Regions from separate parts of the Mus musculus genome. Here regions 2, 3, 4, 5, 6 and 7 are each linked to region 1. A link is a loop called in an ENCODE intact Hi-C map of the cell type or tissue named here. Cell type or tissue: heart. All regions are shown on one strand.

The links. A loop is a pair of places that touch in the nucleus more often than their neighbours do. Peaks named below come from ENCODE experiments on the same cell type or tissue, not always from the same donor. Only the 100,000 strongest peaks of a DNase experiment are listed, where the experiment ranks them.
Region 2: a loop joins it to region 1, with 2.3 times the contacts of the local background. A loop is called at or near these places in 5 of 42 quality-filtered maps.
Region 3: it touches region 1 in a loop (8-fold over the local background); 9 of 42 quality-filtered maps call a loop at or near these places.
Region 4: it touches region 1 in a loop (4-fold over the local background); 5 of 42 quality-filtered maps call a loop at or near these places.
Region 5: a loop joins it to region 1, with 11 times the contacts of the local background. A loop is called at or near these places in 13 of 42 quality-filtered maps.
Region 6: a loop joins it to region 1, with 3 times the contacts of the local background. A loop is called at or near these places in 2 of 42 quality-filtered maps.
Region 7: a loop joins it to region 1, with 6 times the contacts of the local background. A loop is called at or near these places in 15 of 42 quality-filtered maps.

Annotation. Positions count from the first base shown.
Region 1 is chr1:62,962,691-62,966,690 of GRCm38, forward strand. No RefSeq gene overlaps it. Among named protein-coding and RNA genes, the nearest start is that of Gm35252, 8.1 kb to the left of the region's middle. In heart, a CTCF peak has its summit at 1,825 (motif pointing left); no DNase peak of the experiment used is centred here; H3K4me3 peaks cover 12 bases; H3K27ac peaks cover 356 bases; H3K27me3 peaks cover 539 bases.
Region 2 is chr1:61,923,220-61,927,219 of GRCm38, forward strand. All of the region lies in intron 2 of Pard3b (par-3 family cell polarity regulator beta), which reads left to right. Among named protein-coding and RNA genes, the nearest start is that of Pard3bos1, 60 kb to the left of the region's middle. In heart, a CTCF peak has its summit at 1,945 (motif pointing left); no DNase peak of the experiment used is centred here.
Region 3 is chr1:61,136,965-61,140,964 of GRCm38, forward strand. No RefSeq gene overlaps it. Among named protein-coding and RNA genes, the nearest start is that of Icos, 160 kb to the left of the region's middle. In heart, a CTCF peak has its summit at 2,406 (motif pointing right); a DNase peak (open chromatin) is centred at 2,497; H3K4me3 peaks cover 650 bases; H3K27ac peaks cover 1,504 bases.
Region 4 is chr1:61,053,581-61,057,580 of GRCm38, forward strand. No RefSeq gene overlaps it. Among named protein-coding and RNA genes, the nearest start is that of Icos, 78 kb to the left of the region's middle. In heart, a CTCF peak has its summit at 1,758 (motif pointing right); no DNase peak of the experiment used is centred here; H3K4me3 peaks cover 316 bases.
Region 5 is chr1:61,179,568-61,183,567 of GRCm38, forward strand. No RefSeq gene overlaps it. Among named protein-coding and RNA genes, the nearest start is that of 9530026F06Rik, 200 kb to the right of the region's middle. In heart, a CTCF peak has its summit at 1,727 (motif pointing right); a DNase peak (open chromatin) is centred at 1,734; H3K4me3 peaks cover 538 bases; H3K27ac peaks cover 913 bases; H3K27me3 peaks cover 444 bases.
Region 6 is chr1:62,720,546-62,724,545 of GRCm38, forward strand. The region is part of intron 2 of Nrp2 (neuropilin 2); the gene reads left to right. Among named protein-coding and RNA genes, the nearest start is that of Gm29083, 4.4 kb to the left of the region's middle. In heart, a CTCF peak has its summit at 2,177 (motif pointing right); a DNase peak (open chromatin) is centred at 366; H3K27ac peaks cover 1,936 bases.
Region 7 is chr1:62,794,009-62,798,008 of GRCm38, forward strand. All of the region lies in intron 15 of Nrp2 (neuropilin 2), which reads left to right. It overlaps 4930487H11Rik (RIKEN cDNA 4930487H11 gene), which reads right to left and starts at 724. Exons shown (of 3, transcript NR_040601.1): 1 at 545-724; 2 at 388-463. In heart, a CTCF peak has its summit at 1,690 (motif pointing right); DNase peaks (open chromatin) are centred at 1,821 and 2,423; H3K4me3 peaks cover 1,354 bases; H3K27ac peaks cover 1,279 bases.

The DNA.
Region 1 (4,000 bases):
GTCAGCTACTTGTGTGGAGGCATCGGTGTCCTTTGAGACCAAGGCTGATCCAAGAGAAACAAAAAGACCTTCTCAATGGTTTCCAGGCATGAAATGAGCTAAGCAGTGGTAAATAGGGAAGCTGTAACATGACCTGACTTCAGCCTGAAAGATCTCTGGGTCCATGGTTCATTATATGGTAGAATGGTTGTTAGATGTGTTTCCCTTGAGGGCAGGCTCCAGGTCTAACTCAGCTTTCCATTCCCACATTGGATATTCTACCTAACAACAGCATGTTCCCTTCACAGTGTCTCTCACTGGTACCTAGGCCATTCATGGTACTCTGGGGTGACTGACCCTAGAAGCTCATAAAGTGTGTCAAGCACTGTACTGGCTCCAGAGAGGAGAGGTCTGGGAACTCTCACCTCTGCAGGAAGAACAACACATCAGGAGACAACCAAGAAAATAGCCATGTAGTGTGATGGACAGCATGGTGAAGAGCCCTCACGTCCTAATGCCTGAGCTATGTCCCTCTACCTATCAAGAAGGGCCGAACACAGCAGAGGATCCAGGCTCTTGGTTTGGAGGAACAGGGGACTATGTCACAAGAGTTCAAGGTACCAGACTTCACACCTAGGCAAGGAGTTTGGCTTTTATCACTAAAATCACAACAGGTTTTAAAGTAGTGACTCTGGTAAATCCACATTCTAGAAAATTCTTTGTAACTCCAGTTGCAGAGGGGATAGAAGTGTGGCAGAGGTTAAAAGGCTGGAGGTATGGAAAACACACCTGGGTGACTACAGGAATGTGGGAGATGGTTATGAAGACCAACAGCTCTTCAGGACCTCTGGGCTGTGGGGAGTGAAGGCAAAGAAGGCCATATTGATGCCAGGACTGCCCTTTGAAACCTAGTAGCAATAGATGTGTCTGGGAAAGCAAGACTGTCTGAAGCCCGGGGTAGAGAGGGCATTGGCTGTCAGGTCTGGCTGGAGCATGCTGAGTCCACAACATCCTTGGGAGATCTGTGTGGACGTGTGTCCCTGGAGTCCCAGACTCAGGACACAAAGCAGAACCCCCAAGGAGTTGATCTCGCTGAGAGAAAGCTCATGAGAATATCTAGTTCAACCACAGGAGAACTGATGGGTGTGTCTTGAGCCTAGGAAATGCCAATAGTTAACCAAACTCACAAAGGTGGTTTTGTAAAGGCCGAAGAGAGGAAAGAAACGAAGGCAGGATAGAGTGACAGCCTGTAACTGAGGGCTGGAGATGGGAAAAGGTCATATTCGCTGGTTTGGGTTTGTTCTTATTACTCTCCCATTTACAGAGGCAGGCACTGAGGTTAGGAGGTGAAGCCTCCTGTCCAGGTGCTGTAAAAAAGTGAACTCAGAACCCAGGCTTCAAATACGAGCCCCGTTCATGCCCATCCTCCCATAATCACCTTCCCCAAAGCAAGTTATTGGATTTAATTGTTTATTTGTTTGTTTATATTATTCAGTTTGTAGAAAGTCTCCTCCAAATGGGTCGAAACCTATGTGGAGAAGTGTTTCACAGTACCCTCCCTGCTTTTGAACTGGTCTGGAGGCACAACTAACATTTCTTGAAATCTTTCTTGCCAGACCACTCTATGCCCTCCGTCATCCTGAAGCAACCCCTGACAGGCCCACAAGGCAGGGATATGAAAAAACGGGGGGAGGGGGGCTGGGGCGTGGAAACAAGGCACCCCTGAGACACACAGACCTGGCTTGCCAGCTTTGAAGTTCTGTGGCTGGCTTGCGGCAGGGAAGGCAGCCTGACCTCATCTCCTCCCTTCAGTGTGTGAGCCTGGAATGCCACCTAGTGTGTGTCAGCAGGAACACCAGGGCCTGGCTTGTGCTTTTGTTTGGTGGATGGTGTTTGTGTAGTTGAAACCCTGGGGCAGTCTCAAACCCTGTTCTCTCAGATGTCCTACCCCATCATAGTCAGTTCAGATAATCCGAGGGTTTACGTAAGAGGTCCTGGGTGACACAGGCACAGTCCCAGGAATGAGCTCTACAACATACAACTGCAAGTGTAAACAAAAAGCCCTGAGAGGGGGCCAGAAGAGGGCTCAGCAAGCAAAGGTGCTTGCCACCAAACCTGAAGACCTGAGTTTGAGCCTCGGGCTCACAAGGTGGAAATTGCTGAGGCACATGTACATACACACAAGATAAACACAAGATAGTCATTTAATGGGGTTTTGTTTGGAGAGAGAGAGAGAGAGAGAGAGATCCTGGAAAGCTGGACAGCCCTAGAAGGAAATCCAGCAAGGCTAAGAGGAAGAGATACAGAAGTTAAAACAAACGAACAAACAAACAAACCTTGAAACTTAGCTGCCCAAAGCTCATGTTAATGCCAGTCTTGGCGAGAACAAACATCCTGTGAGGAATTATTTTCCCACAAAAGAAGAAGGAAGATGGAGGAATAGCTGGGAGAAGAAGGAAAGGAGAGAGTAGAAAATGAAAGACAGGAGGAAAAGGAGAGGAAGGCGAGGAGCAGGGGTAGAGGCACGCAGATGTGTGTGTGCCCCTAAGGAGTCTTGAGACAACAATAACAGTTCAGAAAGCAGAAAACTGTAGGGTCCTTTCCTGGGGCCTGGGGCGTGCACTTGACTTGGGATTTGCTTGAGGTGGGAATGATGGAATTTCCCTGTGCTTCCAGCTGAAGGGTAAATCAGTCCTGAAATGTACCAGAGGAAACCCACAAACACAACATTACCCTCTCCCGCATCTCTCATGCAAAGTGTCCCAAAGAGGCAGGCAGAATGGAATTGAGCTGAGTCGCAATGAGAAAGCATCTACGCCATAAAGGAACATTCGATATAGAAGCAATCACTCCAAGGTGATTCGTGCCATCAGTCAGTCAGAGGTGTAAATCCCACGGGGCGCGTGAGCTATGTGGCTGGCCTGGATGCCTATTTTCTAGGGGCAATGAATGAATGGATCTCTCCCTCCTGCCCAGGCTCCGATGCTTTTAGCATTTGGCACCGTGGCAGGATTTATACCATGATTCTTGTAAACTGTACTTTCTCTCTCTCCTTTTCAAAGATTCCTTTCAATAAAATGCAGATGGGATTATTTGAGAGCCGCCTTGCATGTGTTTATAGGTTACTTCTGCTTCGCTGCTTATGCAGGTGTGTGTGTCTCTAGGCCGCTTTGTTTTTTTTATTTTCTCTGCCTATTAGGGAAATGGAAACATATGGATTCCTTGTTTGGGCCCAGTGGACCTTATAGAATAGTATCCCCCATTGCTTTTCTCACACATCTTCCTGTAATCATATGGCTCTGAATTAGCCTCTCAATCCCCCAGTGGAAAAGCCATAATACAGGGAAATTCAATAAAATGTATATGTGTTCTGAATGCCAAGGCATTTACAAAGTGGATGTGGATTGTGGTCAACTGTATAGGAGAGGCTCTGCTGGTAAGAAGCTGATATGGCAGACTTGTGCCCAGCGTGCAGAGAGCTAAGCTTCCTAAAGCCTGGTTGGGAGAAAAGAAAAAATGAACTGAAGGGCAAATGAATCCGAGAAGGATTCGGAACTGAACCCCCGATATTAATGTTTCCAGCTTCCATAAGCAGTTCTATACAAAGAGTCTAGGGATGTTCTTTACCTGGAAGATACAGAGTCTAGAAATATTGCAGTGCCCTCCCAGAAATGCATAGTATGTAATATTAAAGACATACTATAAGTAATATCCCCTGCACTATGACTCCCACTGTAAATAAATACCTCATTTATTGAAGGTGTGTGTTTAATTAAAAATGTCTCACTCCAGCCTTCTAGGAAAAAGAAACACGTAAATGTTTACACAGGAGGCTGCCCCCCTAGAAGGCTGATCATTACAATGAATGTGAACACATAATGTCTATGTTGGAAGAAAAAAAATTAAAAAATGAACATTATTTAGCCAAAGATGATCAGTTTGCCATCCTTCTCCCATGTCGGCTAAAGGACAGTCCAGCCTCCTTATCCGGAAGTCCAGCCTCCTTATCTGGAAGTCCAGC
Region 2 (4,000 bases), 1.0 Mb before region 1:
GTATGTGGGATATGTAAAGGTGTGTTTGTGTGTGTGTGTGTGTGTGTGTGTGTGTGTGTGTGTGTGTGTGTGTGACAGAGAGAGAGAGAGAGAGAGAGAGAGAGTATGTGTGTGTGTATGTGTGATATTTTCAATATAAACACCAGGATATGTTCCTGTTTTCATGAGGGCTATAAATGATCAGTCTCCCTTTGTCCCTTTTTCTGTTCTATTTGCCATTGTTTATCAGGACACATACTGATAAGACTACAGCTCAGATGAGAGTGGGGTGCCGGGCCCTCGACCTCACCCCTCCAACTCTTCCTACAATTTCCTGGCCATGCTGTTAGAACACAGCTTCTGTTTTCTGTTGGTGGCATTTTGTCATTTCTCTTTCTCTCTCTTTTCCTTGTTCTCACTTGCAAGTCTCCTCAAATGAGCACCTTGCCTGGGGTGGCAGAGAAAGCCCTCTTACTTTGGGAAGCAAGGAAGTTAAGTATATTGTCAGGCTCCAGGCCAAATAAAGTGTAAAGCATGACAATTAACTGGATAACTACCAAAATACCTCTTACTGTAACTATAACTCAGAGTATCCCTAGCTGAAGGTAAAAGATGCTGCTGCTTAATTCATCTGAATGCTTCTCAGGGTTCTCCTGGAGGCTTCTACAGAGCTTGCCCAGTAGGCTTTGACATAGCAGGACAGGGAGGGGCTGACAGTCTGGGAAGATCTAGCCTAGAACTAGACTTTTGATCCTCTCATTAAGCCAGGAGGTATGTGGTCTTAATTCTGTCCCACATATGAGGGTAGTGCTCAGTGTAGGGATTTCAAGCCAGAACCATCCTGGTTGGAGTCATTTGCTAAATCTTGGAGATTAATCGTTAAGTTGAAGCATTTTCAAGAACAACAAAACAGGCGGCATGCTCCTGTGCTCTATGAAAGCAATGTGCAACTGCACGCCAGTTGAGGAAAGTGAAGTTCAAAATGACTGTCTCAAAGGAAGGAAGGATGTGGACACAATGCTCCTTAATATTTAACCGGAATCTAGTTAAACTGAATTAAATACCCATTTGTTTTGGCTACAGGGATTATGGGGGTTTGTTTTGATCTTTACAACATCAAATGACATTTAGAGAAATGGAAGATTAGCTTTCTACTATTAAAACATTTAAAAATGTTTGCAGACATTGTAACAAAACACAGGAATTACGTTGTCATTTCATTTCACACTATCAGCTGTAAATCCCCGCTTAATGTGCTGATACAGAATCTGATGGGAATTGACTTGAAAAAGTTCTCTCTTGCAAGTGTATATACTTCCTCTGTATCTTAATTTTAGGCCCATAGTTATTTTCCTAACTAATCACTTAGTATTTTACTGTTTATTTTTGTATTTTCAGATTAAAGATATATTTATAGGTTTTTCATGAATTTGTAATTATATTTTAAATTACACCCCTTTGGAGCAATTTGTAAGCTGTTCTGTTTGATTTACTGTAGGCTATAAACAATGTAAAACAAGCTACGTTCAAATCAAAAAACACCAACCATGGGGTATTTCTGCAACAGCTCCTGCTTCATCCATCACTTTCACTTTAAGAAGGTACTTCTTGGTTTTCTGGAGCTCTAGGCAGAACTCAGTGCTTAAATGTGTGAGGAGGAAGAACATTTCAGTGGGAAGAAAATGTTCAGTTTGGATCCCGCCTCACATTATGGGTCCTATTTTTAAAAAATGAGATGCTAAAAGGCAAGGAATGATGACAGGACTGACTTCTTTATTTAGAAAAAATCAACTGTCAATTAACTAATGAGTATTCTTTTTAATCAGTGTTAATTGACAAATTCCCTGCACTCACAAACTTGGTTCTTGTGTAGTTTCTTGTTGGCCTGTCCCGATTTCCCTCCTCTGTTCTATTCTCTCTGTAGGGTGTAATTCTATATTCCCCAAGTTCCGTCTGCTGGAGCTAGATGGAGCTACAAGATCTTCTGTAAATGCATACAATGCCTTCTTGTGGTGTTAGGAGACAAATGCCACTGGAAAGCCTTCTTGCCCTTTCCTTTTCAAGAGAGTGTGGACTTTTAACACAGTCATTAAAATGGACAGATAATTGCAGTTTTGTAATTATCATTTGTTTGGGAGCTGCTCAAAAAAGAAATGAAAATAAAAATTCCCCAGACCACAACAAAACCAGAAAACAGTGTTGACTTCAAACCAGGTTAAATATTTTTGTTATTAGAAGTGTAGTTATTTTTGTTCTCTTTTTCTTCTTCTTCTAAAAGTAATCTCAGACATCTTGATAACACAGCAAGTGATCAAAAAGGAACACATGGAAATTATTTCACATTCACCTGCAAAATTTTATACGTATAGATTATTACAGGTAGGTATGATTAGATCCATAATATAGTATAGAACATATATCTAACAATGTGGAAATGTATCACAATGAGAGGAAATGCTGTTATTGTTTTTGTGGATGGTTGTTTTGCTTCCCTCCCCAGCTCTGTACTGAGCCAGCTGTACAGCTTTGGTCCTTTGTCTTTCCATGCGTTAGAATCCTGTGGAATATGCCCAGACTGATGTCACCCTGTGTACTAGCTGTTGGGACAGCCGGTGAAGGTCATGTGCTGACTTTGATGAGGTCATTGTGCTCACTTTATAGGAATCTTGTAATTATGTACTGGATAAACAGGGATCTTGCACTCAGAAGACCGAGTGGATGAAGCACGGATAAGGAGCATGTATCCACAAACTGACACGCTTCAGGGTCCAGCTCTTGCTGAAGCTGCCCTGCTCCTCCTTCACACACAATTTTACTAGGCTTCATGCTTTGACTTTTTCCCTATAGAACACTTGGATGCCATTCCATCCTTGCAGCAATAAAATGCAGTTACAAGCTGTTAGACCCATTTTAGCAGACAAGGAAATGGGCTCAGAGAGCCAGGGCCCCTGGTTTGAGATCATGCAGCTAGTAAAAGGAGAAACGGGATTCCCATCTGACTCTTGGATCTGTGTTTCTATTCACTCTTCACTCTTCAGAATACCTTCCTACCTATACGCAGTGCTTTTCTCTTTCCTCTTTCAAAATTCCAATTATTTATTTGTTTGTTTACTTATTTATTTACTTGCTTGTGTGTGTATGTGTGTGGTCATGAAAGAAGACAAATTGTTGGAGTTGGTTGTCTCCTTCCACCACATTGGGCCTGGAGCTCAAACTCAGATTACCAGGTTTAGGCAGCTCGTGCCTTAACCCAGTGAGCCATTTCTCCAGCCCAGTGAGCCATTTCTCCAGCCCTCGTAATCCATTCATAAGCAGCTGGTTTATTCCAGATCCACTTTAAATCATTAAGCAGTGTGACCCTATCTGTACATTACTGTTTGCCTCAAGCAGGAGCCTTAGTCCCAATAACCATTATCCTCTGTTCCCAGTCATACTTTTTTAAATGTTGCAGAATGTTATGTCTTCTGTATTGACTTTGTCTGTGTGTGCACTGGGCTTCAAGAGGGCACATCTCCTCCTGGTGTTGCCTTCTCAATGGTCTCTTGGGGAAGTTTGATTCACAGAGAAATTCTTGATCCATTTAGAAGAGCTTCTGTTTAGCTTGGTTTGGTTTTTACCAGTGTTTGTGTGGAACCCAGCCTACATGCTAAACAAGTGCTTTACCTCCAACCCCTCACCCTCATTACCATTTGTACAAAGTTAATCACATCTTACTGGAGGTATATAAAAAGAGGATTGAGTCTGACAGTTTTAAAGTGAGATTTAAAAAGGGGGCGCCTTCTATGAGCCACAGAGCACATCTTTAGCTTGTGAACACCTCATTCACCAAGGACTCCCCTGCAGAGTGACCAGGAAAAACCTGTCCAGAGAGAATCCTCCAGGGTCTCACTGGGGGTTGAGTGACCACCTACATTGTCTTCAAAGCCCTTGACAGGATCTTCAGTTAGATTTTAGGACTACCCTTTCCCTGGCCTCCAAAGCTTTCTGAGGCCTAAAGTGAAGAGGAAAGTGCCCTCTAGCT
Region 3 (4,000 bases), 1.8 Mb before region 1:
ATCCGATTCAAGTCCTCAACCTTGCAAGCAAGCACCTGCTGACTGAGCCATCTTCCCACCTTGCCCTTGTCCCTTTTAAATGCCTTCCGCATCTCTACCACCACCACCAGACCTGATCCCACACTTCACACCCTGTGTAAATATTTTCTAACATAGTGGGAGTTTAGCTGGTGAGGATTTATTGACATGTTTATGTAGTGTAGTAGTGCAAAGAAACATTTGATGAATGTAGTGGTTTGTTTATTTGTTCAATGGCCAACACCCTCCCCTCAAAAACCAACAAAGGTAAAACAAACTCCAAAAATCAGAGCCTTGAAGTACACAGTAGGTCTTTTATAGTTCCATTTCAGGAAACATCACTAAAATATTATGTTATTTTTTTTCACAGTCATTAGCTAAAGGAGGCTCTACTACGCATACCGAAACCATCAGTAGAGTGGTGTGTGTGTGTGTGTGTGTGTGTGTGTGTGTGTGTGTGTGTGGTGGCTCATAGCAAAAACTGATGGGGAAAAGCTTATTGAGGGAAAAATCTGTATGTGTTTATTTCATGCTTTCACCATGAAATAAAATATTCTTATTGTTCAATTTCTTAAGAAGATTTACAATGTTGAGTATCCAAACTTCTTAAAGAGGTTGAATATTTTCCTCTGACTGTGCCTCATTAGAGCTCAGAGATCAAGAGTAAGGCAGGAAAAAGGAGGCGGGAAGAGAAAGTGAGAAACAGAGAAACCAAACCGTGGGAGGCAGAGATACTAGACCCTAAGACAGGGGTGGAAGCCACTGGGACTCAGTCATAAGAAGCCATTTGTTTTGTTTAACTATTTGTAGATAAAACAAAGACCAACATTTGAAAAGCCTCATGTCTCTGAGGCTAAGAGCACACACTGATCTTCCAGAGGACCGGAGCTAAGCTTCCAGCATCCACACTAGGCAGGAGGCAGCACACTGCTGCCTGTAACTTGTCAGAGAACCCAATACCTCTGCCCTCCAGGCACAGACAAATAATTTAAAATAATAAATATCAATACTGAAAACGATCTGATAATAAAAGAGAGACAGAGAGAGCAATAGCTATAGTAAGGCTGCAGTTCTCCTTGGGTAAGTCAATACGTGTTAGCCGGATCTGCTGGGTGTTGCATCCATTAGCCAGATCTACGATAGTTGCGGGGTAGGGGTGGAGTTGGGATGGGTGTGTGTGGTGTGATCCACCGGGGATGATGGGTTGTTAGTTCAGGCTTCCAGGGTGGAGCGAGTGAGCAAGTGGAATTTCCACTAAGGTGCTACCCAGAGTTTGTGTGCCCACGCTCGGCGCTACATACCAGGTGCATTAAAACCAACATTAATTAGGTAAAATAAACAATTGGAGCTTTCTGCAGGGCGTTCCACTTAAATACTAGATTCCTTTTACACTGTTGCTTCATGCTGCTTCTGACCTCTTTTCTGGTACAGTTTTGAGATAGGGCTAAGTAGCTCTGGCTCTCCTGGAACATTCGGAGATCCATAGGCCTCTGCTCCTCCCGCCCCCTTTACCCCACCCCACCCCTGGACACCACCATGCCAGGCCAGGCCATACTTTTTGTTTTTTAATGTTCTTGTATATTTCTGGTCACAGCAACTGTTCTTTCTATAAAGAAATTTCTTCAGATGTATAAACAGGCAATCACATTGTAAGTTTTATCTGATTATTTTTCTCTGTGGGAGAATTCCCGGAAGGATCGAGGGATATCTGTCATCCCTGCTCCAAGCTATCTACCCATGGTTGTTCTGTGAATATCTACAGTCATGTGACCGCCTACGTGTATTTTGTGGCTTTTAGAAAACTGTTACCAATTTCAAAAGATCACACAAAACTCCTGAGAACAAAATAAGGCTATAACACGGGTTTCACAGTCCTGAATTTGTATTTATCACAAACCCACTCACTCTCCAGTTCAGAACCCCTTCTCTTGGGAGCATCTTTGGTTCGTACAGTTAGTACAGATTCTCCCCACCCTCTATTCTTCCCATCACAGATATTCAGAAAATAGAAAGTATATACTGGAGGATCTATAGAATTTGCAAGTTTTGGAAAGCTATAAAATAAAAATTTTCTAGACCGGAGCTCATCTCATCTCATTCTGATTTTGAATTTAAAAAAAAAAAAAGTTAAAACAGCGGGATTGGGTTCAGTTTACTCAAGTACTCAAATTACTGGGTGGAAAACTCCAGTTGAAGTCGATGTTCTTTTCCTAAAAGCAATTTGTTCATATGTAAAGAATAAGAAGGCAGTGATGCCCCTCTTATTTTCCCTTGAAGCCCTGAGGGGTCTCCTTGATGCTTGGGGTTCCTGAAAGAGCCTAAATCCGCAGACCCTGCGAGAGTGGGGGCGGGGAAGCGCCCCCCCCAAAGAATTACCCTCATCTTCCTCCAGGTGTCACTACAGGCCTGCGCATTTCTTTCGCCTCCCCTCACCCTCCTTGTCCATTGATAAAGTGGAGGGTGATTTGTGATCCGCCTCGCTGTGATTGCGGAGGGAAACAGCCATCTTGGCTTGTCTCAGTAGTAGATTTGTTTTTCTAATTTCTTTATACTTGAAGGTTTACCAGATGCTTTATTGCCAGAGCGAGGCTGACTTGCGGTCTCTTTTCTTTCTCCTATCCCCGGCCCCGCACCCCTCCTTTTTGTTCCTAGAGACAATCAGTGTCTCTGGTCCCAGCTGCCACTGCTGATTTTTCATTACAGTTTAATTTAAAACTGGGATTGGAATGGAAATGTCTTTTTGCCATTTGGGGTTTGCAAGGCCTGTGGTTTTATTGCCAAAGGCACAAATGTTAGTTACTACTGTTTTTCCAGAGTTTGCTGGGGAGGGGTGGAGGTAGAGATGTGGGGGGTGAGAAAGACAGCTGGACTCTACAAAAGTGGGAGGGGAAATAGAGGGGGAAATCCCTCTCTGAAGGCAACGTTATTCTGAGAACTGTTTTGTCTGATGTTTTCAAGAATCTCATTTGGGTCTCGAGGAGGAGAAGCTAGAGATGTATCTCCTTAAATGTCCTTCCCTGTAGGTTAAATATTTGTCAGCCCAGCTAGTGAGATACTAGATGGATCACTATAGAGGGTGATCACCAGGTGGGATCTGCACTGCCGGGGGGTGGGGGTGGGGTTGGGGGAGATGGGTTCCCGCTTAAGGATAGTACATCTGTGGATCCACTTGACTGCAGCTGGCAATGGGAACACCCAAGGAGGGACTGCTCTGTGTACAACCTCAGAGGGAACAGTCTGTTTATAATTGCCATCACATAACGTCTTTCACTAGCTTCTGCCTTCTTGCTCCTTTGCAATTCTCGAATTGCACTCTTAGAGTTTATTATCCGCCAGTCACGGAACCCAGTCCAGTCACAGGCTGGTCCCTATAATCCCTCAGAAGGTTCTTAGTGATGGGCTGAGGGCTGGGGAGAGGCTTCAGTGCCCTTAATCCCTGCACTGTGGAGGTAGAGACAGGAGGACCCTGGTACTGACTGACCAACCAGCTTAGTCTAATTGACAAGTTCCAGGCCAAAATGAGATAGAAAGTTGCTGAGGAATGATACCCTGGGTTGACCTTTGGCCTCAAGATAGGCACGGGGTGGGGGTGGGGGGCGCGCGTGAGCACACACACACACACACACACACACACACACACACACACACTTACCAGTTTAATGGACTGATTTAATTATATTCAAATCCTCCTAAGATTGGCTATGTTTGTACTACTTGAGTGTAAAACTGTGAGAGAAGGACATTCGTACTCGAAAGTAGTCCTGCAGGAACAGCAGGCAGGCAGGCAGGGAGAAAGGAAGCCTTCCTCCGAAAGCCCACATTTAAATACTTAGTATCTTAGTATCGACATTGAGAACAGTTGTTTCCCAGTTGTAAGGGATCTGCAGAAGCCAGAGTGTCTTATCTGTCATGCTAAAAAACAATTACTGTCTCCCATCCCAGCAAGAGCCCTGCTCTTCCCGGATACACCAGTTTGGGATGT
Region 4 (4,000 bases), 1.9 Mb before region 1:
TTGGATCCTTTGAATTTATGTGCTTGAACCAGAGAAATGATTAAACAATAACAATAGATCCTTTTAAAAAGAAAACAGGCCCTAACCCCCTGCCACATTCTTATCCATGCACGTCCTGTGTAAGTTAAAATTTCATTTACACTTGGCTGTATTCTCAACCCCAAGGATGCCTGTGTAATCTAATTTGCCACCTGAGGCAAAAGAAGAACCTTCTTGCTTTTGTGGGTTTTATGAGAAACAGATGGGCAGTTGGACACTGGGAATATTCTGGAAGGTGGCTGTTCTGCCCTTTTTGGCTAGCTGCCCCAAATACCTCTGATACAAAGCAAAAGCAGCCCTGAGTATCCTTTTTACAATATCCTGATCTGATATGCATTTATACAACCCTCAGGATAAGTCATACAGGCAACAGTCTAAAATATACTGGGAAAGGAGAGGTCACACCTAAAAATATGGATCTTATTTGTTAGCAAGAAAAATGGGATCTTTTCTAATCATTCAAGCAGTCAACTCTGTGGGCGATGATGCTGTCATAAGTAACAATATGGCGGAAGTTCATTTTGTGCTGCATTCAAACCCAGTGAATCACAACCACTAAAAGATTTAAGGCGGCTTCAGGGTGGGGGCCGATTGCCCTGTTCTTTCTTCTTTGAGAATCCAGAATTGAGCGCCAACAAAATAGCCAATAGCACACACTGGCTAACATGCGATTCTCCAGGGTTCATTAACAGAATCAGTGGGAAGGGCAGTTGCACTCTTGGAAGAGCTGTCTCTCTTTGCCCCTTACGGAAGAGGGTAGAGAGTTTGCAGAGTGTTCTTAGCAGCGGAACCCTTGGGCCCATACTGAGACAGGTCCTGCCAGGATGGTGAACTTGAATGGTGGTAACTGGGGGAAATGTGCAGTCTGCATGTTTGACCTTGCCTGGCATCCTGCCTCTGTAGGGTTTACGTACACAGTGAACTTGCCTGTGCAGACGCAAGCATAGTCCTCTGTTTCACCTGTTAAGATGCTTGCAAGAGCCAGAGAGGAAACGATTGCTAACAAGTGACGAATGTCTACTGACTGTAGTCATTTCATAGGTACTGGTCTGAGCATGGAGACCACAACCTCACTGAATCACAACCACTGATACGGGTGTTTTAGGGCAATTCTAGTTCTTTTACATTAAAAAAAAAAAGACTCTAAGTTCATAATCTTGGAATCAGAATTAGGCAGAAACCTGGATTGAGTTCAACGAAGTGTAAGACAAGTGATTAGATATTTGGCAGAAGTGAGTAACGAGAAAAAAAGAAGTGAAATTATCAAATGTGCTTAGTTAGAAGAAGGCACAGTAAAAAGAAGTGGAGGACCTGAGTGAGCTGGGTGGAGCTCTTCGAGGCTTGTGGTGCTCAGGTACGGCCAATATGATTGGATAGCAAACACAGTGGCAGAGAGACAGTGTGGACTTCATTGTCTAATATCACTCTTAATTGAGAGCCATGACAACACAGTGAGACACTGTTGCCGGAGATGGCATTACCTTGGGAAACACACAGTACATAAAGAGTGGGAGCAAGGCACCCTGTACTTATAAATATTACAATATGTGTATTTGTGCTGGAAAAAAAATGCAGAAAGCTTCTTGGCTACCTCCCAGGGAGAACTGAATTGTCCTTAGAGATAGATGGGATTTATGTGACTCGGAACTCATGTGAGGATTCTCCTGGCTTCTGTCTGCTTCATTCAACTTTCCCTTTCCTCCACCTTGCCCTTTCTTCCTCCAGAGGGCACCAACGCCCCATCTTGGACCCGCGTTTCCCTGCTACGTGTTTAAAACAATTCTCGACAGGAAAGAATCTGGTTATAAACCAATAAACCAATAACGACGACTTCCTATTTTAGTTTCAAATATCTCTGAGAACAAATTCCATTTTGTTTAAACCCAGACTGGTCATTAAACAACAACAACAAAAATCCAGTGATTCATGGGGAAGAAAACTGGGAGACTGTGTTCATGGTTTCAAAATAGAAATGGCCACATTCAGTTGAGTCCCAATAATTACACAGGACATCCACTAACAGGATATTTCTCTCATGTTTTGGTTTGAGCATGAAAAGGGATCTTATTTTGCAGGTAGAAATGGTATATAAACCAGAGAGCACGCATTACCTACAAATAGTTTTTTTTTTTGTTTTTGTTTTTTTTTTTTGTTTGTTTTTTTGTTTTTTTTTTAAAGCCCAGTCAAGTCAGGGGTATTGCCAAAGAAAGCTTAACGTTCCTCTGTTGAACACGTGCCACTTTTATTTGGGGCCAGGAATATTACATAGAGAGGGCCACACAGCATCACTGTGGACTTGATGCCTTCTTTAAATGCTTGCTTTGGTTTGGAATGTGCTTAATTTCTCCTAACTCTTATTTTCAAATCCTGTCTACATTTTACAGTTCGTGAGTAACATACATATCATGCAATTTTTCGATGCTTATTTAAATGGCAGAGAGCAATGCTGCAGACAGCTTTTGTGTGTCTCTTTTAGACTGTGAGCTAATGGCTGTGTTGTGGAAGTCCTTGTTTATAGGCTGTTTATATAGAGTTTAAATCTTTGGTCAAATAAATTTAACAGTAACTTACACCTAACATTGATAGAAACACTTAATTATTATTATGTGCCAAGAAAGTAATTAGCCATAAATAGTCATCAAGTTGCCTACTATTGTTTTATGTAGCAGAGGCAGATGTGACTGTTCTATTCTCCGTTGACTTTGACTCAGATCAGAGATACAAAGTCATAGGAATTCTTCTCTCTCTCTCTCTCTTTTTATATTGTGAGGATTTTAAAAAATATTTTTTGATTAGATATTTTCTTTATTTACATTTCAAATGCTATCCCAAAAGTCCCTCATACCCTCCCCTGCCACTCCCCTACCCGCCCACTCCCACTTCTTGGCCCTGGCGTTCCCCTGTACTGGGGCATATATCAAGTTTGCAAGACCAAGGGGCCTCTCTTCCCAATGATGGCTGACTAGGCCATTTTCTGCTATATATGCAGCTAGAGACACGAGCTCTGGGGGTACTGGTTAGTTCTAAAACCATTCTCTTCTTTACAATCCCCTTCCTTCTTTTGTTCCCTCCTGTTCCTTTTCTGATTATCTTAATAACAAACATAGTCACCATGGTAATGTTACCACCATCATCTGCCCTGCACACCAACACTGACATTCATGTGCATTAGAAGAACACAGCTTTGCAATGACTTCCCACACTGAAGGAACCTTGATGTCAGCTCCTCTGTCTTCCTATTCCAGGAGAAGGTGCTCAGCGTCTTTGACTTGTCTGCCTGTACTTAATCTCCTTGATAAACTGAGTTAATTTCATAGGGTGGCTACGATAAATTACCACAGGTGTGGTAGCCTAAAACAACAGTTTATTCTTGCAGCTCCAGAGGGAAGAAGGTGTCATCGGGGCTTTGCTTTCTCTAATAGCTCTAGGGAAAGATTGTTGTTTAAGAAACATACTTTGTAGGGAGCTTGATTCTGCATCACTTCAAGACAGGAGACTATGTATACTGTGTAAGATGAAGTGTTACAGAATGAGGGAATCTTAGCTAATGGTGATTGCATAGGAGAGTGAGGAGAACATGGACTGGCAGTCCACAGTGTGGGGTCTCCTGGGGTTACTAGTCTAGTCTTTGTCTAGTATTTGTCTAGTCTAGTCTAGTCTAGTCTAGTCTAGTCTACTCTAGTCTAGTCTAGTATCAGACTAGAATACTGAAGCAACTGACCTGAAGGAGTTAGGATCCCTGGGATGTAATTCTCTAGTGCTGGGTCTGAGTGAGTCAGAGCACCAAAGCCATCCAGTACATTCTGGTCCACCTTCTATCACTGGATATTTTCTAGATAAGAAAATCTACATGAATGTATTTCTGATTTTAATTGAAAATTAAAAGAAACAGACTCTAAAGTCTGAATCTGAAGAGAAAAATCAAATGTGGTGGGTTTGGTTAAGGGGCACATACTAGCGG
Region 5 (4,000 bases), 1.8 Mb before region 1:
TCGAGTACCTCTTGCAACCTTTTACAAATAAGTGGGTTGATTCACTCTAACGCGCACTTTCACCAGTTGGCTCTTTTCTATGTAACCCCTCTCGTCCCTATTCAACAGAGGCTAGTAATTACCATAGCAACCGCAGCATGCGGTGCCTTGTGCACTCTCAGAAACAAAGCACTCGCTTTGAGAAAAAAAAAATCACACACACATTAATTTGTTACATGAAATTCTATTTCATGCTATTTATGAAGGGAATCGTGCCTCCAACTAAACCCACTTACCTTCCTCACTGGACTCTGGGCTCACGGCTGCTCTACTCTCTTCCCACCCCCATGGTACTCTAATCTGGACACACATTGACTCATTTTAAATATGAAATTTTTTGTGCAACTGGGGGAGAGGATGGGGAGGATTTGGTTTCGGCTGGAAGGCTCAAAGGTCAACGAAAGGGTGCACAGACCTATATAACAGTTGTTCCTGTCTGAGTGATGACTATACTACCAAGGGGATTCATTAAAATGGAGCCTATTGCTGTTACAATGAATGAGGCTCTCCATAAATTCTGCTGAGATCCTGTCAGTGGCTAAGCCCATAGGTAACACTTAAATGCTGCGCCTTCATCTGCTTGCTGGTGTCTGGATTCCAACCCACAGGTGCCTCTCCCTACTCCAGAGTTTATGCATACTGACTCCAGACCTATCAAGAACCCAGAGCCTGGAACCTATGCACTCCCAGCAAGCAAGCTTTCCCAGGCTTTCCCTGTGTGTGTGTGTGTGTGTGTGTGTGTGTGTGTGTGTGTGTGTGTGTAATAGGACATTAGGCTTTGAAATGTGACAAGACCATCTAGGCGGTAGTCACTTGTACTTGGTCCCACCTGAGCTGGGGCCAGAAAGGGGAAAGAAGAGTTAGCTTAGAGTAATTTGAAGTCACATGGTAATGCCACCTCCCAACCTTGTCCATTTAATAGATGAAAGGAGGCAATGTGTATGTGTGTGCCAGGGAGTGCTCTGGGCATGAACAGCTCTCTGTGTCCATCGTTATAATCAAAGGGCAATCGACAGAAGGCAGACTTGTTCTGTCCTGCCTCCTAAGTCACCTTTCAGACTCAGAGAGGCTGGGGAGAAAGTACTTAAATGAGACTATTTTCTGTTGCTGTTTAAGACCAGCCGGTTGGAAGCCACTTTATGAGTTCTCTAGTTGAATCTCTGATGTAAGAAAAAAAAAATGCTTTGGTTTGAGGGGGAAAAAAATCCCAGTCAAAGGCTTTGCAGGTCCAGGGAACAATCAGGGTTGTTCCCTCTGCTCTGCAGGAATTCAGCCAGGCCTTTGGGAGGAAGGGTGGAGGAGGCAGGGCTGCCATACCGGGGTTGTTCCCCCTTCGAAAATGGAACTGAAAAAACATGGAGAGCTCAATCGGTGAGTGGACTGGTGAGAACAGGCAGGGATACCCACATTAGCTGCTTCTTTTTTCTTTCACCAAATATGTCATGATGCATATTTGCATTTATTCACTCTTTAGATGAGAGAATTTCTGGTGCGGTCTGTGATTCCCCAGCTTTGGCTGTGTAGGTACTAACAAACTGACAAAGATATCTGTGAGAAATAGTACTGTCCTTTATTGATACCGAAAACTGGAGATACCAGGTCAACGTGTATAAGGCAGATGCCTCTTTGTTCAGGAGGTTGCCTCCAGTCTGCCCGCCCCCTGCAGCCACCTTGCAGAAACCAGGCACTAGGGGGCACTGTTGGCCCAGAGATGGCTCTTTGCATTAACCAGCTTTGGAGGCAAACGCATTAGCAGAGAAGCAGGAAAGTCGGTGACGTGAGGAAATTATTATGCACAGTTCATTTCCTTGTAATTTAACTCTCAGAGTAACAAAAGCATAATGTATAGCCCAGTTTTCTGGTCTGATTTACAACAATTTGAACTAAAAGATGACTTCTGCCTTGCCCCACCCCCTTCTAATCATTTCCGCTGATATCAGCAGCTGAGAATTTTTTATCTCACCGTAACCACTGCACCTCTTGAAGCCACAGATCGGAGAAGAGGAAAATGTAAAACGTGGTCCCGCAAACCCAGCCGGGCACATACCACACTCTGTTTCCTTACAGCTGTGGTGCAGGGAGTCGTAACTCTATGTCTATTATGGCTATTTGGCTGGTATCCTGTAAGGCCTTTAAATGCCCAGGAAGTCCAAACGGGAAAAAGCATGTTTGTCCCCCAAAATGTTTGTGGTGTTTCATAACCAGAGGCAAAAGGAGTTTGTTTCCTAGTAGCAGATGCCCCATCTAACCATCCTCCAGTGGAGGTCTATCCTTGCTTTGGCCATCCCTTCTCTGTAGATACCAGCTTAGCTGGTCTCCACTTCATAAGACTCTTAGAGCACACATTCACTGGCATACAGCAACTTAGCATTTCCTAGTGCTTGTCTTGCTTATTGATCTCTCTGTCTCTGTCTCTTCCCACTACACAGAGAATTGGGGTGTGTGTGTGTGTGTGTGTGTGTGTGTGTATGTGTCTACTTTGACTAGAGCTCCTTGCTAAGGTATGCCATTTTCTTTAATCAGTTCAAAACCTTGACCTTAAGAAGTAATTGGTTCATTTTATAGGCAAGGCCATGGAAGCTAAAGAACCTACCCAGGGGCCTCTGGAATTAGAGGCAGGCTTCAAAACCAGCTAGTTCATTCTGTTACACCATTCTGATGCCCATGTGCTAACTGGGACTGTTGAGTGAATAATGGGGGAGGGGGAGCTGTACAGAGATGACTTTCATAAGTATGAAGTACCTCCCAGGGCTCTCTGGGCCCCTGCAAAATCATTCAAGGAATTTAACAAGATGAAGCCATTGAGAAAAGTCGGCGAGCAAGTGGTCTCTGAGGACCCAGAGAAACTTGCAAACCAGGATGCTAACATTCATCTCCGGTTGACTCTGAACTTTTGGAAGCCAGGGAAACGGGGTGACCAAGGAATGCTGATTCCCAACCCCTGGGACCACATTACTAAACATATGGAACCGATAAGGAAATTAGGCACGGTCCCTAAAGGGTGGTTTGAAGAACTCAGAATTTCAGCACCTCTGGGGATTAAAGTCACAGTAAAGGAAATATCATGCATATCTTGATGAATTTTACCCTTATCATGCATGCTCTTTGTATGATTTCCCAGCCTTACTGAGGAATAACTGACAAACATTGTAATATGTAAGATGTACACTAGATATAAATGTACGTACACAATGTAAGTTGACCATACACTCAAGCTAGTTAACACAGTTATCCGCCCCCACACACTAACATTTAAGATCTATTAATTACAGCAATCACACTGTACAATGCATTTTCAGAACTTATTTCTGCTGCCTAACTTTTCCTCTGATCTTCGGGACTACTTTTCTGCCCCTCACCTTTATCCTGGCACTACACTTCCACTCTCCTCTTTGCTTCCGTGAGATTGTTCTTTTACGTTCCACACGTAAACAGAGCCATATACCAGTCGTCTCTCTGTGCTGCAGCTAACACATTGCTTTCTGGTTTCACCTGTGTGGCTGAGAATAGCAGAATGTTCTCTCCCCTCCCCCACCCCCACCTGTGTGTGTGTGTGCGTGTGTGTGCGTGTGTGCACTCGCACGCGCACATGTCACATTTTCTTTATCCTCTATCTGTCAATGTATGTGTTGGTTGCTTCTAGATCTTGCTTATTGTGAACAGTTCAGCAGTGAACTAGAGACTGCAGAGGTCTGATTGACAGATTTCATTTCCATTTTTAGATCTGGAAATGGGATGTTTTGGATCATATATGGTTGCAGTTTCTGTGTTTGTTTGTTTGTTTGTTTGTTTGTTTTGAGAAACTTCTCCACCGTTTTCCATAATGGCTATGCTAACTTGTAATCCTACCAATGTCGCACAAGGGTTCCTTGGTCTCTCTCTCTCCCTATAACACTTGCTGTCTTTTGTTTTGATAGGTGGCCCCTCACTGAGGTTTGACTTTGCATCTTCCCGGTGCTTT
Region 6 (4,000 bases), 240 kb before region 1:
GGCATCAACTGAGACATAATGCACAGAGTGCTTGAGAGCGGGCTCAGAGGAACTTGACTAAGCACCTCTCCGGACAGAGGGCCAAATTCGGTTCTGCTGATCCCAGTGCAATCTCGAGGGGAAATTGCTAAGAGGCCATTTTATGGATATTCACTATGACAGGGGAAAGGGGCCTTGCTTTTTAGAAGGTTGGATTCAGACAGCAATGAGCAAAGCCCCAGATATATTGTGTAGAGTAAAAGGCTAGGGACGCACTCTGCAGCCCCGGGATCCAACCCACAGGGCTGCAGAACTTGGTGTGGAGCAGAAGGACTCATACCTCACCTTTGCTGGAGTCTGAAGAGAGGAAACAGGCAAGTTACAGGCTCTCTTCCCGGCTTCTCAGGCCTTCCTAACTAGCTTCCTGTTTTTCTCCACATGCCTCATCCTTGCTGCTGGCTGCAGCCTAAAAGGTCACAGAGGTCAGAAAGAAAATCTTTCTGGAATCTATTTCCCCCTAGTGTCAAATTGTCTGCAAGGCTCCTCTAGGCCCACTTACCCTCGCTCTCGGTCCTCACCCACCCCGCCACCGCTCCCCCACACCCCATCCTCTGTCTCTCTCATTAATTTTTATATTTAGAAGGCCGTATCTGGTCCCACTTGCCCTCATTTGCATGCAGAACAAGGGGCTTGCCCGATTTACTTTCTTGAGAAAGGAACACTTCATCTCATTAAATCCTGGAAGGTTTTTCTTGTTCTTACACTCTTTTTGACTCCTTCTTTTCCACGCTGCATTTTTTTTTAAATAGCATTTGCTATCAAAGGAAATCCGTCCCCTCTTTCTTCGCATTTTGGGGACATGCTCAATTGTTTTACCTCAAAGTTTATGAAGCAGGTACCTCTCCCAACAGAAAATTGCCTCTGCTGCCCATCTCTGAGTGAGCAATAGCTTGGAGAAGAAAGAGGAAATGAAAGGGTACAGCCTACATGCCTGCCCGAGTTGTCTCTTCTGCTTTCTCTGCATGAAATGAACTACAAAAAAAATGGCCCTCTGACCTAAGACCAGGGCCCTTATAGGGAAGATTATTCTGGTCTGTGGTACCTAAGCCTTTTCCTCTCTGTACCTTAAAGTCTCCATTCCAGAAGGTCAAGGCAACCCCCAGACAGATCTTTTCCTGACCACCGCTTGTTCATTTTGTTCCACTGAATCTTGCTGTCTGCTTGGAAAATTTCACTCACAAGCGTCAGCCGTTCTGTGCCAGTGCAATCCGAAGCCACCCTTTCTCTTAGCTTTGCCTGCCTCCTCCCTTGGGCTATCCACAGGGAACCAACCCCTAAGCACCAGCATGCTGTCCTGGGGACTGGGGAGCAGCTACAGGCAGAAGCAAAGGCCGTTGTGGCATTGACAGCTACCTGTGTCAAGGGACAGAAAGACAGGACTCAGGGCTGTCTGGGCAAACAGAAAGAAGTCACTTCATCCCCCTGGGAGCAGAAGATACCAGGAGGCTGCTGCCTTGGCAGACAGAGAGAAGCCATTCGCTTGAGTCATCAGCCAGAGGGTTCAGCGTTATGGTTTTAGAAACATACACACAAGACTGGGTATTTTTCCACTTCTAAACTGTGAACTGTATGAACTCTTAAAAACATTCACCAACATGCTGTCCTATACAACTTACTCACCAGTCTTCAAGCAGGCTTGGTGTGCATGTGCTTACACACACACACACACACACACACACACACACACACACCCATTGTAGAGGTCCAATCAAAGGTAACTAAAATCAAGACCTAGTTCCTAGAAAGAACAAGTATGTAGCAGATAGGTATCTTGAAAATATCTTGGGGAAATTTGAAAACTAGGAAGTTGTGAACATACATTTCTTAGGCCACCTCACAAGTAAGTCTACGTAGATTCAGAACAAAACTACCTCATTCCTGTCAAAGTGAAGCCCATTGAGGAACAATCTCTCCGGGCAGAGTCCCTCCGTGGAAGTCCTGAACATTTTAAAGCCTCACTTCCATGTTTTCTTAAACAAAACCAACAAACGTTGAGGAGAGTCATTTTTTGTTCTTGATGATTTAGGATGGTAATTCTAGACTTCACTCCTTCGTGCACGATGAAGGCCGATCAATGTCCTCTTTGGATCTGATTGGCTCTTGAGGATGGATGCACTTGAATGCAGTACCGGCAAAGCCCAGAAGAGGGCGCCAGATTCCCCTGAAGCCACAGCTAACAAGCAGTTGTGAGCTTTTGAATGGCTGTGCTGTGAACTGGGCTCGCCGCAGAGCCATCTCCTCAGTCTACATTTGAATTTTTGTTGAGCTTTTAAACATCTTAAGTCCCCCAAACCATGATAACAAGTACTTTGCTGTGTCTAGTTTGTGTTACCACAGTAAGTTAGCAAGCTCGTTAAATGCCTCTGTCATGGGAAACTCGAGACTATTTTCTCCTCGTACTTCTTGCTTTCAATTCTTATGAGTATCCTTCCTCATACAGCCTCCCTCTTCTGACTTGCCTTTATTTTTCATATGTATCAATTTTGCCGTAGAAGATCTTTGCTGTCTATGCCAAAGATTAGGTCCTGGGGTTCAAGATTTCAACCCTAAGTCCGTGTAAATTCAAGGCTACCATTTCTTACTTGCTTCGTTCAGCCAAGGCCACGACAGAGTAAGGACTGCCTGGAGATTGACTCTCACCCCGACTGAGCGTAACACAGCACCCATAGTTCTCAGCGTTGGTTTAGACTCCTGTTTCTTCTGATCCTCTCAGTCCCCTACATTCTGGATATGGGTATGGGCCTCTTGCCAACTGTCCTAGCTAAACAAAATGTGCTTGTGTTTACTTACCACAGAGGGTCCCTCTAAATCTTAGAAGATCCTGGGTTGATAAATTAACCATGAGGCTAAGCAGGGGCAAGAAACCAGACCTCAGTAAGCTGGTCCCTTCATGACGAGCAGTCAGCGCTTCCCTGTGCTCAGCAAACAGCCAACATTCCCAGCAACCAAACATAGCTCTTCCACCCGTATGAAGTCTCCCTGAGCTCCCGTGGCATGGGCTGTACCTCCTTCTCTACCCATGTTTCCCCAGGGTTTGTCTCCTTGCCCTTTATTGGCTCCTGCTCCAAGCCACCTCAATCACACTGTCTGTTCCAGTGTGATGATCTCACGCTCTCCAATGGCACAGACCCCATACCCAGACTATGAACTGCAGAAACGAGCCTGCGAGAGAACTCAGCAGGTGTGTGCACATACTTCTTTTATTGATGTCTTGTCACCGATTGCACCAAGGCATCCGTGATATGAACTGTGGTATAAATTGTGTTGGAAAGTGGGCAGGTCAGGGTTTCCCCATTCTTCCATCTGAGATTACAAAGGAAGGACAAAGATGATGGGATCTGGGCTATACATGTCACTAACTACTCAGACTTGGGTCTGTCACCAGCCAAATGGCCATAGGCCGTTCACTCTGTGCCCAGGAAGTGCTTAAAAGCACCTATTATTGCCAAACTTGATGGCCAGTTTTGGAAATACATGGGGTTAGTAAATTGTACCCTTTGACCTGATAGATTTTGGGACTCCAGAGTAGGAGGTGGTGAGGTCAAACTGTCCCAGCTGGCACAGTACGTCTGAGCCTGGCAGTGGGTTGGCAATTTTCTGTCTTTGTCTCAATAGACAGGAAAGCATATGAAATAGCTCCTCCGACACACACAAATGAAGAATCGTGCTCTCAGACGGCTTAAGCAAGTGACCCTCAGGTCCTGTCCTCTGAAGGGCCTGGGTAAGGATTTGAGCCCTACTTTCCAGTCTGCCCTTCTTTAATCTCATGCTGTCTGCCTCCCCCTCCCTCACACTGCATGTCCCCACTGTGACTTGATGGGAGACTGTTATCTGAGTCCACAGTACCCAGGTCCAGCTTAGGCTGGAAGACCCGGGGAGGCTCCCTGGAAGAGGAGCTGCCTATACTGACCCTAGAGGAGTCAGTCAGCAAGAGGGAATGTGCAAGGGTGGCACTCTGAAG
Region 7 (4,000 bases), 170 kb before region 1:
GGAGGACTTTTGGTGGTCTACAAGGTGAAACTGCACCCTGACGGAAGGGGATCCCCAAATTGACGGAAGCAGTAATTCAGAACTAGCAAGATGGGCAGGCTTCATCAGATTTTCTAAGAAACATTCTCTCATTTTTCTCTCACTTCTGAGGAGACATGAGATCTGACATACTACTCAGCTATCTGGGGACCAGGCTGTGGGGTCGGGAGAAATTGAGAACTGGGGGTGTGGGCCTCGGGTCAGCAGTTGCTTCATAAGGCATTTACAGGGCACCTTCACTGCATGTCCTCCTCGGTGGAGGCTGAGTCTTGGCTTCCTCTGCTTCAGGAGCTCTAAGTCTGGTGGGGGTGTGGGGGTGGAGAGAAGAAAGGTAGCCGGGGGCCCTGCCTGCGTGGTGAGCAAAGGTGGGTCCACAAACAGATGCTGTGAATAGGCAGCTCATCTGTCCCTCTTCCGGCACACCCTGTAAGTAAGGGAAGCACGTTTTAGCCATCCGCCCATGGTGCCCGCAGCTCGAGAAGCATTTCTCATAGGTTAAGCATACATCGGCTTTTTCAGAAGTAAAGATCATGTCTGCCTTTGGCAAGCTCAAAACCGCCTTAGTCCCTTTCTGGGCCAGATTCTCATCTGATGTAAATCCTTGGGAGAATCAAGTTGTAGCACTGTTTTGCATGGAGTGGGAGTCAATTCAGTCTTTCCCCTGAGTTACCCTGAGCGAAACTCTACTACAGCGTCTCCATGGCAACCAGAGGCTGGCCAGTAAACTCGGTTGCCTCCTAAATCTCCCCACCCCCAGCTTCTCCCCGCTCTTTTCCACGGTTAAGAATGAGGCTCCCTCGCTCGGTGTCCCTCGCTCTCACACTCCTTTATTGCTTTGTGCTCATATCTTTTTTTCCCCCTGCAACTCCTTATCCAATCTGCTTTTAAAATCCTCCATCCAGTTTAAAAAAAAAATGAAGACGGGTTAGTCATTGCTTGACAGTAGTAATTGACCTGTTTAGACAAGACCAAGCTGATTTCAATGGGCACAGAAACCTTGGCAAACCAAAGTGGAATTTACCTTCAAGTCTAGCCAGCCTAATTAATACATTGTTGAGAATTCTGGCCAGCCACACCAAATATGGCTTTTCCACCCACTTGAAGAATTCACCAATCTGAATTCCAGCAGATACTGCAGTATCATTGTGTGTATGTGGTGTGTGTGCGTGGAAGTGTGTGTGTGTGTGTGTGTGTATGTGTGTGTGTGTGTGTGTGTGTGTGAGAGAGAGAGAGAGAGAGAGAGAGAGAGAAAGGAAGAGAGAGATGAGAGAAAAAATTATAATGCTTTGACACATGGTAAAGTAATTCTGATTAAATAATAAAGAAAGCTATGTAAGGGTAGGACTCTTGGTTGAGACATATTTACTACCAGGTGAGCAGCAATTGTCGATTGAACCTCTGTGAGCCTGTTTCCTCATCTGTACAGTGGGTTAAAGTACCTGATGCATAAAGGGACCAGCGAAGAGATTGCAGATAATAAACGGCTTGGTATATATGAAGGCCGAGTACCGCCTGAGTCCCTGGATCCCTGCTGTATGACCCAAAGCATGTGTGTTTCTCTCTTTCTTTTCTTTATTTTTTTTCTTTATTTTTTTAATTGATTTTTTTTTATGAGTCCGCATGCTCTCAGCCTAGCAACACTCTCTGTGTCTCTCCCCCAGGGGGCACCCTCCCGCCAGGGACCGAGCCCACAGTGGACACGGTGCCCGTGCAGCCCATCCCAGCCTACTGGTATTACGTTATGGCGGCCGGGGGCGCCGTGCTGGTGCTGGCCTCCGTCGTCCTGGCCCTGGTGCTCCACTACCACCGGTTCCGCTATGCGGCCAAGAAGACCGATCACTCCATCACCTACAAAACCTCCCACTACACCAACGGGGCCCCTCTGGCGGTCGAGCCCACCCTAACCATTAAGCTAGAGCAAGAGCGGGGCTCGCACTGCTGAGGGCCGAAGCAGGAACAGCGCCCCCCCAAAAAAAACCCAAGAAAGACTGCAAACACGTTGCCTCGATTTTGCACTTTTTTTCTCCTCGCCTAGTCTCTGTGTGAACCCTCAGACATCTCTCTCCAGGGTCCCCAACCCTGAGCGCTCTCATGTACCCCACACCATTCTCTGTGGTTCTTGGTTCCGGTTTCTCTTTGCTCTGATATTGTTTGTTTTTAATCATTATTTTTTTTCCTTTTCTTCTTTCCTTTTTAATCTTCTCTCTTTTATTCCTTTCTCCCCTCCCCGCCCCGCTTTTTTCTAATGATTTTAAACCAACTCTAATGCTGCATCTGGAATCCCAGAAGAGACCCGCCCCTAAGCACTTCACAACCCAAGGCTCTGTTGGTTTTGTTCCAGAGACAGGCCCTGTTGTTTTCTCCCCTTGCCTTATCCCATCCCTCCTCTCCTGGGCAGGCTGCCAGGTGTCTTGAGGGGAGCCTGGTCCTGTATGTATGTACACAGTACACTCCCATGTGAAGAGGTGTGTGTGTGTGTGTGTGTGTGTGTGTATTTTCGAGGGAGAGACTGATTCACTGTGGAAGGGGGGGAGTGTGGGTGTGTGTAGAGAGGGGCCCCTTCCCTCTTATGTTGCTTCTTCTGGGGTACTTTTCAAGAAAATAATATACTGTACACATTTTGTTTACTTGGAGAAGAGATTGGAGCTTTTTTGTTGCCTTATCTAGCTCTGGCTGGGTTTCTGTTGGCTGTCATTGTCATCTCCAGGTACCTAGACAAATAGAGACCATTGGGAATGCAATGTGGCTTCACCCATCCTTATCCCCATCCCAAGCCACCCAAGACTATGGTTCCTCCAGTGCACTCAGACATGACCCCTTTTGTTATGTTTCCTGGTGTCTTTGAAGTCACAAGATAACAGCCATTGGGTGCATGGAGTCATTTCTACTTCCAGCCCTGAAGCAAATGTGTCTCATGTTGCCTTATAAAAAGAAAAAAGAAAAGAAAAAAAAAAGAAGAAGAGGAATAAAAAGTTCATAATGAATGTTTAGCTCTGACGGTCCAGTTGTGGAATGTCATAAAGAATAACACACCTGGGATGATGTAAACTCAGTAGTCTGTTTTAATTGTGAGCAGGAGGGGACCGATAGAAGGGAGGAGATGGAAAGACCCAAATGTTGTCTTTGCAGAGTCTCCTCACCCCCGGGCATCATTATGTTGAGCCTAACGTGGGATGGGGTTGAGGAAGAAGGTATTCTTTGGTATTATTTTGGTCATTGTCATAGAGTTTGTAAAATACAAGGGAGGGGTTTATTTGCTCTCCTTTCATGGTGTTAACGTGTGCCTGAATCCATAGCTGCTGAAGTATGTGGCTGTCCTTCTGACTTAGTTAAATAGTATAAGAAAGTAAAAAGGAATCGTTTGCTAAAATGAACCCAAGTGCTGCCACCAGTTAAAGCACTCATGGCATCTGGCTAATACACCCCCAATGTCTGGTCTGAATACACCCCCAAGGGCTGGTCTGACATCAGCAGATAAACTAGCATGGGCAGAGAGAAGACGCCGTGGTAAAGTTATACCTGTTGCCCCTACTTTTCCTCCCCCAAACTCTCTACCGAGAGAGATGTTAGAGATGTGCAAAAGCTGCATTAAACGGCAGAATCAATTTGGTTGCAATGAAGTGTCTATTTGAAGATTCCAAGTATACTAGGGCTCAGTCTTGAAGCCATTTGCTTTCTACTTTCCAGCTAAAAGGCTTCTTAGAAAGTGAACAATTCTCTCAAGATGGTTGCCTGGTCACATGACTCTCCAGACACCTTCTAAGAAAGAACAAAATACTAATGATTTTTTTTTTTATTATTGCTTGGGAGAGAGCCATTCAGCATTCTCTCAGAGTAGCCACATAGGTCCCTCCAGCACACTCTCAGCTTTTGCATCTGGTGCCTTTCATCCCCCTGAAAGGACACTGCTCTCCTGCTCTTACTCTGTTTCAAAGAGCTATTCTGTCTCAACTGTAGCAAC